2 separate regions of the Homo sapiens genome follow, and region 1 is linked to region 2. Evidence: chromatin contacts called from ENCODE Hi-C data. All regions are on one chromosome and are shown on one strand. Each heading gives the region's core, a stretch centred on a gene start or an enhancer-like site at or near the end of the contact. The rest is flanking DNA. Distances are from core to core; before and after follow the strand shown.

Region 1 (3,450 bases), core at 434-2,933, 270 kb before region 2:
TAATCAGGGCCAGGCTGTGTGGTGCAAGGGCCCCGGAGAAGGAGTCATCAGCCTTGGGTCACCTCCTGCAGGCCAGGGTTCACGATGTGAGACAAGAGGCAGGATCACACCAGCCAACAGAGGACCACCCCATCAGACAGGCTGGGGACCACACCATCGAATAGGCCAGGGAACCACACCATCAGATAGATAGGCTGGGGACCACACCAACCACACCATCAGATAGGCTGAGGACCATGCCATCAGACAGGCTGGGGACCATGCCATCAGACAAGCCGGGGACCATGCCATCAGACAAGCCGGGGACGACGCCATCAGACAGGCTGGGGACCAAACCATCAGATAGATAGGTCGGGGACCACACCTTCAGATAGGCTGGGGACCACACCATCAAATAGACCAGGGACCAAGCCATCAGACAGGCCGGGGACCACGCCATCAGACAGGCTGGGGACCACACCTTCAGACAGGCTGGGGACCACACCATCAAATAGACCAGGGACCAAGCCATCAGACAGGCCGGGGACCACACCATCAGACAGGCTGGGGACCACACCATCAGACAGACCGGGGACCATGCCATCAGACAGGCCGGGGACCACGCCATCAGACAGGCCGGGGACCACGCCATCAGACAGACTGGGGACCACGCCATCAGACAGGCCGGGGACCATGCCATCAGACAGGCTGGGGACCACGCCATCAGGCAGGCTGGGGACCACGCCATCAGACATGCTGGGGACCACGCCATTAGATAGACTGGCCAGGGACCATGCCATCAGATAGGCTGGGGCAAAGCCATCAGACAGGTGGAGGTCCATGCCATGGGGCATGAGGTGGTGTCTGTCACCTGGTCCGGGAGCACAGTGTTGCCCATCCGTGCCACCTCCCTGAGGCCCTGGCAAGCATCATTCTCTAATGCAGACAGATGGCTGGGGCGCCAGCAGGAGCCAGACTGCCGCGGAGCAGGAACTGGGCAACTAAGGGTGATTTGGGCCGTAGAGAAGTGATTGATGTGGACAAATGGAGTCTGCAATGCAGGCCCCACGCCACCCTGGCTCCCTGTGCGAACCCAGGGCTCTGCTGCCCTGGCGGGGCTGACTCCATGGACGAGGTGGCTCATGTAGGGCTGGCTGGAAGTAATCATGTCACCCCCTGCAATCATGCCCCCAGGAGATTAGAATAGGACCCTGATCCCTCGTTTCTGTCCTATCCCCTCCTTTCCGTCCCATCTCCTCCTTTCTGCCTCATCTCCTCCTTCCTGCCTCATCTCCTCCTTCCTGCCTCATCTCCTTCCTGCCTCATCTCCTCCTTCCTGCCTCATCTCCTCCTTCCTGTCCCATTTCCTCCTTCCAGTCCCATCTCCTCCTTCCAGTCCTATCTCCTTCCTGCTCCCATCTCTTCCTTCCTGTCCCATTTCCTCCTTCCCGTTCCACCTCCCTGTTCCCATCTCCTCCTCCTGTCCCGCCCCCTCCTTCCTGTCCCGCCCCTCCTTCCTGTCCCACCCTCTCCTTCCTGTCCTGCCCCTCCTTCCTGTCCCGCCCCCTCCTTCCTGTCCCGCCCCTCCTTCCTGTCCCACCCCCTCCTTTCTGTACCTGTTGACCTCATCTGGGCTGCAGTTGGTGACTGCTCGAAGGGGTGGGAGGAACAGTATAAAGTCCTGTCCCCTTCCTGCCTTCAAGGGCACCCCTGAAGGACCATATCCACTGTGGACCCCCTTGGGATCAGCCGAGGTCTGTAGAGGTGACATTGCAGCCCAGCACCTCCCTCCTCCGCCCTGCCCTCCTCTGTCCTCCTTCCACAGGTGTGGCCAAGGGCACTGCCCAGTTGGCCTGTGACCCCCAGCTGAGGCTGCTTCCTGGGCAGCTGACTTCAAGTTTGTGACCTGAGCTCTCCAGGCCCCCGAGCGGCTGGTGCCTTGGCCCTGCAGTTCTGCGGCCAAGACTCCTCCTCTGGGATCTCGTCTTACCCTGCTGCGGGTGCCAGGGCTGCATGAAGCAAGGGCGAAAGTCCCCTTCGCCCGGGCGCTGCCCTCTGCCTGCTGTCCCCTGTGCTCCTGTTCCCCGTGGCTGCCCAGGGACAGGTGTGTGGGATGGAGGACGCGGGAGAGGCTGAGTCCTCCCCAGTGGACCCCCAGATGCAGACCCTGAGGCAAGGGAGAGTGAGAAAGTGAAGGAAAGAACACAGCTGGAAATGCAACCAAGAAGGAACCCCAGCCCGGACCACTGTGAGCAAGGAGAGCCGAGCCCCGGGGAGCCCTGAGACAGTGTGGGAGTGGAGGCCTGGGGCGCCTCCAGGCAAGGCAGCGGGATGTCTATGCCCCAAGCCCTGCCAGTCGTGGATGGAGACGCACACTTTAGTGCGGGCTCCAGAGACAGAGGGAGCCCCAGGCCGAGAGCTGTGGGTGCTGGGCAGGTGGGCATTGGCCAGCATTGCCCCCACTCATGGCGGGTCCACCTTAATTCGACGGGTGTGACACTCTCCTCACACATGTGCACATTCAAGAGGCAACTGTCTGTTTCTATAACTGGGTGCATTTCGGTCTGGAGCCGTCGAGCCGGGTGGTGGCCATGAATCCCAGGCAACTTGGGGGGCCCAATCCAGGGTTGCCTTTTGGGGGCCTTGGGGCGGCTAGTGCAGTTCCACATGCTGTTAAGGACCTTGAGATGGGAGATTATTCTGGATGGTCAGGGTGGGCACAGTTTAATCACAGCCCCTCTAAGAGGGACTGGGAGGGTCAGGGTCAGAGGAGGAGAGGGGACGACGGAAGGGAGAGAGAGGCTGGGAGATGCCGTGCAGCCAAGGAGGGCAGGAACCTCTAGAAACCACAAAAGGCGAGGACACAATCTCTCCCCTGAGGCAGAGACCCAGGGCTGCCCCGCACAGTCGCGCAGATCGTGTACTGCCCTGCTCCTGGGGCTCATTCACACAGGTTGCCATGGCTGTGGGGTCCCTGGGGCTGGGCTATCTGCCAACCTGGGGGACGCTGCACCCTGTTTTCTGTCCTGTCTACTCCAGCTTTTCACACTCTCTGTTGCCCTTGTCCTTGGGCATCTCAGTGACTCGAAGGAATTGGGTCTTGAGACACAGCCGAGCCTGTGAGCGCTGACCTGTGTAAAGAAGACACCAGAATGAGATGTCTCCACACACAGAGAGCTGCAGCCGATGCCGGCCGGTGACTTGGGACTTGGATGCTTAACAGGAGGCTCCCCCTCTCTTGGGAGGTGAGGATGGGGTTGGGAGCATGTGTCTCAGGGGCTGGCTTCACTCGCTCCTTAGCCCCAGCAGGTGCATCTCCCCCCTGCGAGGGCCTGGTTGCTGTAGTTCTTCTAGAAGGCCGCACTGAAGGGACCCTCTGATCCTCATGCCAGCTCTTAAGACATGCTCCACTCTTAAGACAGAGACAGGAGCTCCCGGGCTCGTGCACACCCTCCCTCTGCGCATGTCCAG
Region 2 (3,251 bases), core at 593-3,092:
CCCTGCCTCCCCAGAGAGGATGCTGAGCCCCTCCAGCTGCCAGATCCAGCCTGTCACAATCAGGCCACCACTGGTAAGCCTGGGCCAGGAGCGAGCAGACGAGACGCAACCCCCACCAGCCTCCCCTTCCCCTCCCCACTCTGTCCTGGCTCCTGCTGTCTGTGTCTCCCGCCTGACATCTGACGCCTTTGGTATCAGAGGGGTCAGAGGCTGGGGAAGCCAGGAGTCTGCTGATAAGGGTGTGCTCCCCACTCGGGGCTCTAAGGTCACAGCCCCCATCCACAGCTTGTGGGGGTCTCTGATAAGGTGGCGTTGGAGCACAGAGCTGAGGGAGAAGAGGGGGAGAACCGGGACATCAGGGTCTGGGCATGGCAGGGAGGAGGAGAATATGCAGAGTCCTGAGGCAGGAGCACGCTCATTAACGAAGTCCTGCCGGGACCTCTAGGTGCAAATTCACCTTGGCGGTGTCAAGGATGCTGCTGAGGAGGGGTCACCTGCCAAGGCCAGATGGCCGGTTTGTCAGGGGCTGGGGGAGGCAGCCAGGGCACCCCATCCACCCCGGCTACAGGATTTTGGCAGCGCCGGGCGAGAAGTCTGAGAATCGCCCTCCACAGCTTGGAGAGCTTGGTTGTTTTGAATATTTTCACTTAAAAGGATTCCCACCTGAAGGTTCTCTAGGAGACATGTGGGGACAGCCATCCTCATCCCTTGCACCCAACAGAGGGTCTGTCCTGGGACCCAGGCACTCCTGCAGTGTCTGTGGAGCAGCCCTTCTCAGAGGCGGTTTGCTTCCACCTGCCCATGATCAGGTCCAAGGAGCGGGGCCGGCGGCTCCCTGCACCTCCTCGCAGGTTGAGCAGCTGTTGGCAAAGGCCAACGTAGGGGCAGATGCCTGGGGTCCCGACCATGATCAGGAAGGGCAGCTCCGGGCCAAGGCTGCTCACAGGCCGGGAGGTGGGGAGTAGGGCGAGGTCAAGCACCAGAGGAAGGGGCTGGCAGGGGTGACCAGGAAGAGGAGGAGCAGGGACGTGGAGAGCCAGCGCATAGGAGCTCACAGCCCCTCTCATCTGCTCGAGAGCTTCCATCTGGGAAGAGCTGAGGCCCAAGGCCCACTGCTCTGTGGGAGCCCCACCCGGCCCTCCGTTGAGCCCATGGGTCAGGGCAAGGCTGCGCCCCAGAAGCATGAGCTGGCCCCAGCAGACCTGCTCTCCCTGCCACAGAGCCCCAGGAGCTGTCAGGGAGCTGGGCCCTCTCCCTGACCCTCATGTCCCCACCCTCCATGACCCAGCTCCCGAGAGCCGACCCTGCTGGGAGCCTCCTGGCTGGGCCACCCCTAGCAGGCCAGCCCAGGGCACTGCTCCTTCCTGTAATCCCACCCCACACACCAAGACCCACACCCAGGCAGGGGGATGAAATGGGCAGCATAACCGCGGGTGGCCTAGCCCACCACACTCACTTGAGACCCCTGAGCAGCCTGCGGCCACCCAGCCCCACCTCAGGGTCTGAGTCTCGGTGCATCTACGAAGTGGGTCTTTATGAGGCCTCTCTCACACTGCTATGAAGAAATACTCAACTGGGTAATGTATAAAGAAAAGAGGTTTGGTTGACTCACCGTTCCGCCTGGTTGGGAAAGCCCCAGGAAACTTACAATCATGGCGGAAGGCACCTCCTCACAGGGTGACAGGAGAAAGAATGAGCACAGAGCAAAAGGGGGAAAAGCCCTTATGAGACCATCAGATCACATGAGACTCATTCACTGTCTTGAGAACAGCATGGGGGAACCGCCCCCATGATCTCATCACCTCCACGAGGTCCCTCTGCCAACCAACACATGAGGATTACAATTCAGTTACAACTCAAGATGAGATCTGGGTGAGGACACAGAGCCAGACCATATCAGGGTCCATACTCGGGGTGGTGAGGGGCCCATGCCACATGCTGGGAGATCTCAGCCCTGCCGGGCACAAGCTCAACTAACAGGGTCATTGCCAAGTACTCACAGCCATCCTCAGAGCCACAGGCTGCCCCTGGGCCCAAGGTCCCGCTGCCACACAGAGACTATCCTTGACCTCACAGGTGCCCTCATCTCTGCTCACAAACCCTCTGGAGATGTCAACACAGGGCCAGGTGCAGGGCCAGTCTGCTGGGGTCACCTGGAGCCAAAGAGAAGACCCTGGTCCTGGAGCCTGCTGGGGGATCCCCACTACACAGCCAAGCCGCCTGAGATGCCGCCGTCACAGGCCAGCTGCTCAGAAAGCTGGGGCTTCGGGGCTTGCGTGGCATCCACGGCTCCCAACTCACGACAGTACACGCAGACACACGCTCACCCGCACACATGAACACCCACACTAGCAGTACACTCAGACACACACTCACCTGCACACACACTCACACTAGCAGTACACGCAGACACTCTCTCACTCGCACACACGAACACCCACACTAGCAGTACACGCAGACACACACTCACCCGCACACACAAATCCCAACCCACGACAGTACACGCAGACACACGCTCACCCGCACACACAAATCCCAACCCACACTAGCAGTACACACAGACACACGCTCACCCGCACACACGAACACCCACACTAGCAGTACACGCAGACACACACCTGCACACACAAACACCCACACTAGCAGTACACGCAGACACTCTCTCACTCGCACACACGAACACCCACACTAGCAGTACATGTAGACACACACTCACCCGCACACACAAATCCCAACCCACGACAGTACACGCAGACACACGCTCACCCGCACACATGAACACCCACACTAGCAGTACACGCAGACACCCGCTCACACACACACACGAACACCCACACTAGCAGTACACGCAGACACCCACTCACCTGCACACACGAATCCCAACCCACGACAGCAGAGGCAGACACCCTCTCACCTGCACACACAAACACCCACACTAGTGCAGGAGGCCAGGCCTGCACACACCCTCACACGTATGGACATATGTATGACACAAGTTCACAGACACCCTCACACCCACACATACACAGTAAGACATGCCTGCACACACCTTCACACGCATGGACACACACGCTGGCTCACACCCTCACACACATATACAGTAAGACACACAAATACACCCTCACACTCACACATATACACCCCTGCACACGCCCTCACACGCATGGACACACCTTCACATGCACAGACACGCTCACAGAGACACCCTCACAACTACACGTATACAGTAAGACATGCCTGCACACACCCGC

Evidence for each region. A loop is a pair of places that touch in the nucleus more often than their neighbours do. Pooled maps may share reads with other maps.
Region 1: a map of posterior vena cava shows a loop between it and region 2 (2.7-fold over the local background). The contact joins the promoter of LINC00659 here to the enhancer-like site in region 2. A Hi-C loop is called at or near these places in 24 of 168 maps with a recorded cell type or tissue (Right ventricle myocardium superior, body of pancreas, breast epithelium and 16 more) and 8 of 50 pooled maps.

The regions. Positions count from the first base shown.
Region 1 is chr20:62,775,089-62,778,538 of GRCh38, reverse strand. LINC00659 (long intergenic non-protein coding RNA 659) reads left to right here and starts at 1,683. Exons shown (of 3, transcript NR_046225.1): 1 at 1,683-1,733; 2 at 3,153-3,224. RefSeq lists a silencer at 2,215-2,376.
Region 2 is chr20:62,500,507-62,503,757 of GRCh38, reverse strand. No RefSeq gene overlaps it. Among named protein-coding and RNA genes, the nearest start is that of GATA5, 26 kb to the right of the region's middle. RefSeq lists enhancers at 1,496-1,725, 3,191-3,251. Within about 2 kb of position 1,842, at least 5 of the 41 ENCODE cell types and tissues checked have a DNase peak (open chromatin) inside an H3K27ac peak, as active enhancers do.